Regions from separate parts of the Homo sapiens genome. Here region 1 is linked to region 2. A link is a loop called in an ENCODE intact Hi-C map of the cell type or tissue named here. Cell type or tissue: endothelial cell of umbilical vein. All regions are shown on one strand. Each heading gives the region's core, and the rest is flanking DNA. Links, peaks and the distances in the headings are about the cores only. Region 1 has its middle 150 kb from the start of LINC01713. Region 2 has its middle 34 kb from the start of LINC01713.

Region 1 (2,916 bases), core at 279-2,778, 120 kb before region 2:
TGTCTTCCTTCTTCCCACTGAAGATATCTATGTTGGATCAAATCAAATCTGTTTATGACACCTATCATGCTCTAAAATAAACACAGCTTCTCTGCCAAGCCTTCTACAAGAACCAAACATGGCTTTCAAAATCATTTCCTTCCCATACCTGAGCATTCTGTGACCGGTAGACAGAATCTTAAAAGAGAAGACCCTGGGAGCAAAGAGACATAAACAGAGTAGCTGCTGTGCCTTCTGAGAATGAGGGGTCATCTGCTATTCCCTCAGGGTACTCAGCTCAGCTTTCCTGGTTTTGTTCCATTTTGTGAGAAGAAGTAATTATATACCATATTTAAAATAAGTGCTATTAACATCTATAAGCACAAGAGAAGTTACGAGTTTGCAATTTTAAATGTGGTAGGCTTAATGAGAAAATGACATTTGAACAAAGACTTGAAGGAGATGAGGTATTTACCTATGTAGATATCTGGAGGAACCTTCCAGACAGGGGAAACAGCCAGTGCAAAGGCCCTGTGGTAGGTGCTCTTCTGGCTACAGGAAGAGGGGGGATGTCAGTGTACCTGGAACTGAGCAAGCAATGGGAAGAACAAGGGGAAGAGATAGTAACCAGATTGCACGGAGCAGCACCTCTTAAATTACAGAACTTTCACTCATTAGTGAGTGAGATAGAAGAGGGGGCTTTGGAAAGTCTTGAAACCAGAAGTTGTCATAGAATGACGGTGGCTATCATTGGTGAGAATAGCTAAGACTAGAAGCAGAAAGACCAGTTATAAGGCTATTGCAGCAGTCTAGGCAAGAGATGATGGTGGCACAGGCCAGCAAGGTACCAGTGTGGGTGGAAGGAAATTATACAAATCTGGATATATATTGAAGAAAGGTTCAATGGGATTTCCTGGCTTTCTTCATTTTTGGAATAATGTAGCTACTCTGGCATTAGTCCAAGTCACTAGTAGTCATTGAAGAACAAAGAATAACTGGTGGAAACAGCTTCCTCCAGTGAATGTTATTGATAAGGGATCAATGTGAGGCACAGGTCTTAATCTCTTGTTCCACCTCCAATCCTGGCGATCTTTCCCTCTCATGACTCATGCTCAAAATTTGTCCAGTTCCTCTCTATACGTCTCATTCATAAATGATGTTGGTCACCACCTTCTCATTCAGCCACTGTCAATACTTCTGAAACCAATTGGAATGTAAGTAAATACATGCATTCCTAGGTAGGTAGGTAGGTAGGTAGGTAGGTAGGTAGGTAGGTAGATAGATAGGTAGATGCATAGATTCCCAAGCAACCAAAAATATAGATACAATGGTCTCTGCATTTGATTATGTGCTTGCTTGTTTGAAAGTGTAATATCAATCAATGCATCACGAATTGAGCCAAAGGTTTAGTGTTGGTGTTACTTAGTAGCGACAGCAAGCAATTTGCTCAAATCTCTTGGGCTTCTGTTTTTCCCTTGAAAAATGAAGTGAGTGGGAACGGTGCCCCTTAAGTACCAGTTAAGTTTACACATCACGTTTTCTGCTTCCACCATGCCCCTGCACCTTTATTTTCTTTCATCTTTCCAGTGATCCCCCCTAATTAGGAGCTCTGCTTATAAATGGTATCTTTTGTCTCTTTCAGTTACTTTCTTCCTCCCTGGTTTAATGAGCTTTCTCCACAGTGTGCCTTTTTCTCCCAGTAGATGGCAGTATTCAGTTTTGTTTCCTGATGCTACTTTGCCCTGTTGGAAGGCCTGGGCCAGCTGCCCTTTCTGCAAAGCCTATGTCCTTTTAGCACTAGAGGTGATCACAGAAGAGGAAATTAAGGGAGGAACTGATGAGTGTTGAAAGGCTCCCATGAAAACCGTGGCGATGCCAAGTAGCCTCCTCCTGTTTTCAAGCAGGTTTATTTTATTTAACTTTCGGGTTAGTGATAAAAACAACGGTCTTCCACATGTCAAAGTGTTGTCCCAACTCATCTGATCTTTCTACTCTGTGACGCAGTTAGTACAGATTTCATTGACCTCAGGTCTTGATCCCAGGAGTTATAATGGGATGGCTGCTGTTGTTGAGGATATTCAGGGTTAGAAGCAGGAAGACCAGTTAGGAGGCTGTGGCAGTGGTCCAGGCAAGAGACCGTGGAGCTACCAGCCGGGAGCACTGCAGGTGGGGGATGTGGTGTGGAGACGGATGGTAGTGGAACAAGCTCTGAGCTTGCTACCTGGAGAACCAGAGTCTCCTCTGGCACTGTTATTTCACTAATCTTGGCAACACTCTCAATTTCTCTGGGCCTCTGAAGACACCCCCTGTTCTAGGATTCTGTGGAATCATGAAGGAAATCAATCCACATGTAGCTTGCAAGTCACCTGACAAGGGACACATCACTCACCGGTTAATGGTGCATTGAGAGCCAGAAGCCATATCTTTAGTAGGGGCTTCACCTTACCACTAACTGAAGATGGTGTGAAAACATCCATTTCCGCAGTCCAGTTTCTTGTCTTTCCAGAAGAAATCTCATCTAGGAAAACAATATGTGTAACAAATCAAAGCAAACTGCTCCGGTTGAAAGGGGATAGAATCCTGCACCTCCTGGCCCCCACCTTCCCACTGACTGCAAGTAGCAAGTAAAGACCTCCAACAGAGAGGAGCAAAACCCCTGCCAATGTGACTTCAAATCTTCAAGTGCCGTGCCTTGACCTATGTTAATCAAGGAATTCTGGGATCACTAATATCAGTTTTTTCTTGAACTCCTCGGGAAAATTTTGCAGGGAGGAGAATAATATAATAAGAGTATGGAGGAATTTTTGTGTTTGGGAGTGGGATATATTGGGGCGGATGGTGTCACACAATAACTTTAAAACATTTTATGGTTCTTAATTGCCTATAAGATCAAATTTAGACTTGTTAGCATAGATAAAGGAGTTTCATAATCTGCCC
Region 2 (2,916 bases), core at 265-2,764:
GTTAAGGCAAAGTTGCCTCAAAGACAAATATCACATTAGCACAGATGCTCTTATAAGAGCAATTACCATCAATGGTCACTGCCTGGAAGTTGGACCTGGAAATGACATGCTGGATGGTCATAGTCTTGTTAGATGAGGTGTGCGTGTGATGATAAGTGGGAAACAGCTTGATTTAAGGGACACTTTAGTCCATGGCCAGCACAGTAATGATCTTGGGAAGCCTGAAGCTATGTCTTCTGTTGAGCAATAAGGTACAGGGCGCAGAAGGGGCAAAATAAGTCAGGGAGTCCAGTTAACATGTGAGATGGAAACTTAAGGATAGGGACAGAGCACGCACAAAGCCCAGGGACACAGCTTTTTGCTGGACATTTTGCCTGTACTAACTGGTAAATTAGACTGCACAACAGGAAAGAAGCTTGTGATAGCAAAAGGGGTCGAAAACGGGAAGGACACTCAGAGGGCAGGAACTATGACGGGGCTCTGCGGCCTTGTGGGCAGCAGGGAGAGTGTATTTTTGGCCTGCGGGTCTCGTGAGCTGGAAGAAATCAGGAAAGGGAAGCTGAGCATTTAATCCTACATAGATCACAGGCTAATCGTGCCCATTTAGTGTTTGAAAGTGAGAAGTTGTCAAGGCTTTGTGACAGCCTTGAAACCGCAGGCATTAGAGGATAGAAATCCTGAGCCCAGAGGGAGGCAGGCACTCCCATCTGCCCAATTTGGTCTTCAACAGCTTCCAACTCTTCAATATTCCCAAGCAGAATCAGATTAAGCAGAAGTGCTCATAATAGTTCTCCAATTTAGCCTGTATCTTCTCTCTCTTTCTTTTGTCCTGGGGGCCATGTGCCATTAGGAGCAGAGGTTGTGAATGTTCCAGAAATCCCTTTGGGATGCAGGCCTTCCTCCCATGCAGAAAATGCCTACTGAACACACTAAATGCCAGGCACATGCCTTGTACTGGGGTGCAATGGTGAGGGGTGACACCCAGAGGGAGTGTCCCCCTCTTCTGTATTACTTTTTGCCTGACCTTTTCAGTAGACTTCAGAGTTGGTCATCATGACTTCCTGAACTCATCTCCTTCCATCTTTCTCTCCTGAGCTCTGAGAAGCAAAGTCAATTCAAATCCAAAGTGCTGGGCATAGGAGTTTGTTTCGTAAGAATTCAAACTTTATTGTTTTACCTCTAAATCTGGCCTGCTTCTATAGTGCTTGAGACTTAGCAATCTCTCACTACTCTTAGCTGTTTTTGTTGTTGTGGCTGTCAATATTATTTAAAACTGATAAAAACTGCACAGGGAAGTTGACACAGTCAGATATTAAGTTGATATGCCTATCATTGAATGTCTGGAGCAAGGTAACCTCACCTCAGACTTGATTCCTAACAAACTTCAGTGAATATTCAATTTTTGTTTTATCACAAATGTATTATTACACCTGCCTATATGGGAAGGTGAAGATGGGCCAGTTGTTTGCTTTGAAAGGAGGAAAGAGTGAGAATGTACAACTGAATGAAAAAAAATATTTTGGCCACAGACACTTTTTCTCTTGGCTTTACAATAATAAAATATGTAGTGGGATTTTTATTTTGCTTTAGAATTTTTAGTTGTTTTTTCCTTTTTGAAGTGCTCCTTCAGAGGAAACAAATCTTTCTATTGACATTGAAAATGAGTCATAAGAGAAGTGTTGCTACTTTCCTTTTGAGGGATTTTTTTTATTTAGTTTTGTTTCCATTAAGTTTTAGCAACAGGAAAATATGGACTTTCAGCATCCACAGGGATATGATCAAATGGAAACATATGCTCCCTGTTTGTCCATTATTACAAACCATGAGAAAACTCACAAATCACTCATAGACTTTCTAGAAAGGTTGATTTGACAAAATATTTGACAAAATAGCCTACTGCTTCCTTGATATTTCTGAAACCAAATGAGTATTTGTGTTTTGAAAAAGCAAAGTTGATTAAAAAAAAAAAAGCAGCTGATGAAAGGCCCAAAATGCATATGGGTCAACTATGTTTATTGCAGAAACACTAGAGAGTGGATGAGAGATGGGTCAGTGGGCACAGAAGCCCACCTGCAACTGCACTCACACCTTGGCCTACATTGCCAAAGAGACCAATATATCAGCAATTGATTGGAAATACCACAAAGATGAATCACAGATCAGGAAAGCAAATGCCAATCAATGATTGAGCCTAGGCAATAATATATGAGCTAAAGGCATTTATCAAACCTGTGGAAAATTAGAAGACTTGCCTAACATGGCTGAGAATGCTACATATGAACCAACTTTTAGAATAATTCAGTCTTTTTTTTCAGTCCCCTAGAATAAAAAGGGCATATCTAAACTCTTGAATTTATTTTGATTAAATCAAGAATTCCCTCCTGTATCCTCAGGATCTGGTATTGAGTAGGGACACGATAAAACACTTGTCAACTGGAAGGACTCTATCAGCAGCACCTGGGCTCCATTTGATTTTTTAACCTGCTTAGTATTTCCAACCGTAATGACCAAAATGTCTGCCTTCAGTTACAGTATTTGTACCCTGAGGAAATGAAATAATTTAGCCCCCTGGCCCTCCACCCCACTCCGTTTTCTCAGCTGCAAACAAAGGGATTGGACTTTATCTGGTTGCTTTCAGTTCCGTAAAAGAGAGGTCAAATCCACTTTATGTTGTCAAGGATTCTTTTTCTGTTTTGTGAGATACCTGGTTTTTAGATTCCTCTCCCTTTTTAATTTTTCTCCAGTTCTTCCTGCTTTCTGCATCCTCTTCCTGACTTTCCATTGTTTTCTCTTTAACAATCACACACTAGAAAATATGTAGAAGTGAGTGAAAAATACATCTCATGCTCTGTTTAGTGTATCCTCAAAAAGACTTCATGGTAAAAGGGTGGTTAGGATGCTGTGTTCTCTGTGGGT

Evidence for each region. Peaks named below come from ENCODE experiments on the same cell type or tissue, not always from the same donor. Only the 100,000 strongest peaks of a DNase experiment are listed, where the experiment ranks them.
Region 1: it touches region 2 in a loop (2.6-fold over the local background); 3 of 110 quality-filtered maps call a loop at or near these places.

Annotation. Positions count from the first base shown.
Region 1 is chr20:6,581,607-6,584,522 of GRCh38, forward strand. No RefSeq gene overlaps it. Among named protein-coding and RNA genes, the nearest start is that of LINC01713, 150 kb to the right of the region's middle. In endothelial cell of umbilical vein, for the core only: CTCF peaks have their summits at 1,679 (motif pointing right) and 1,879; DNase peaks (open chromatin) are centred at 1,025 and 1,685; H3K27ac peaks cover 386 bases.
Region 2 is chr20:6,700,630-6,703,545 of GRCh38, forward strand. No RefSeq gene overlaps it. Among named protein-coding and RNA genes, the nearest start is that of LINC01713, 34 kb to the right of the region's middle. In endothelial cell of umbilical vein, for the core only: no CTCF peak of the experiment used is centred there; DNase peaks (open chromatin) are centred at 472, 1,752 and 2,722; H3K27ac peaks cover 1,955 bases.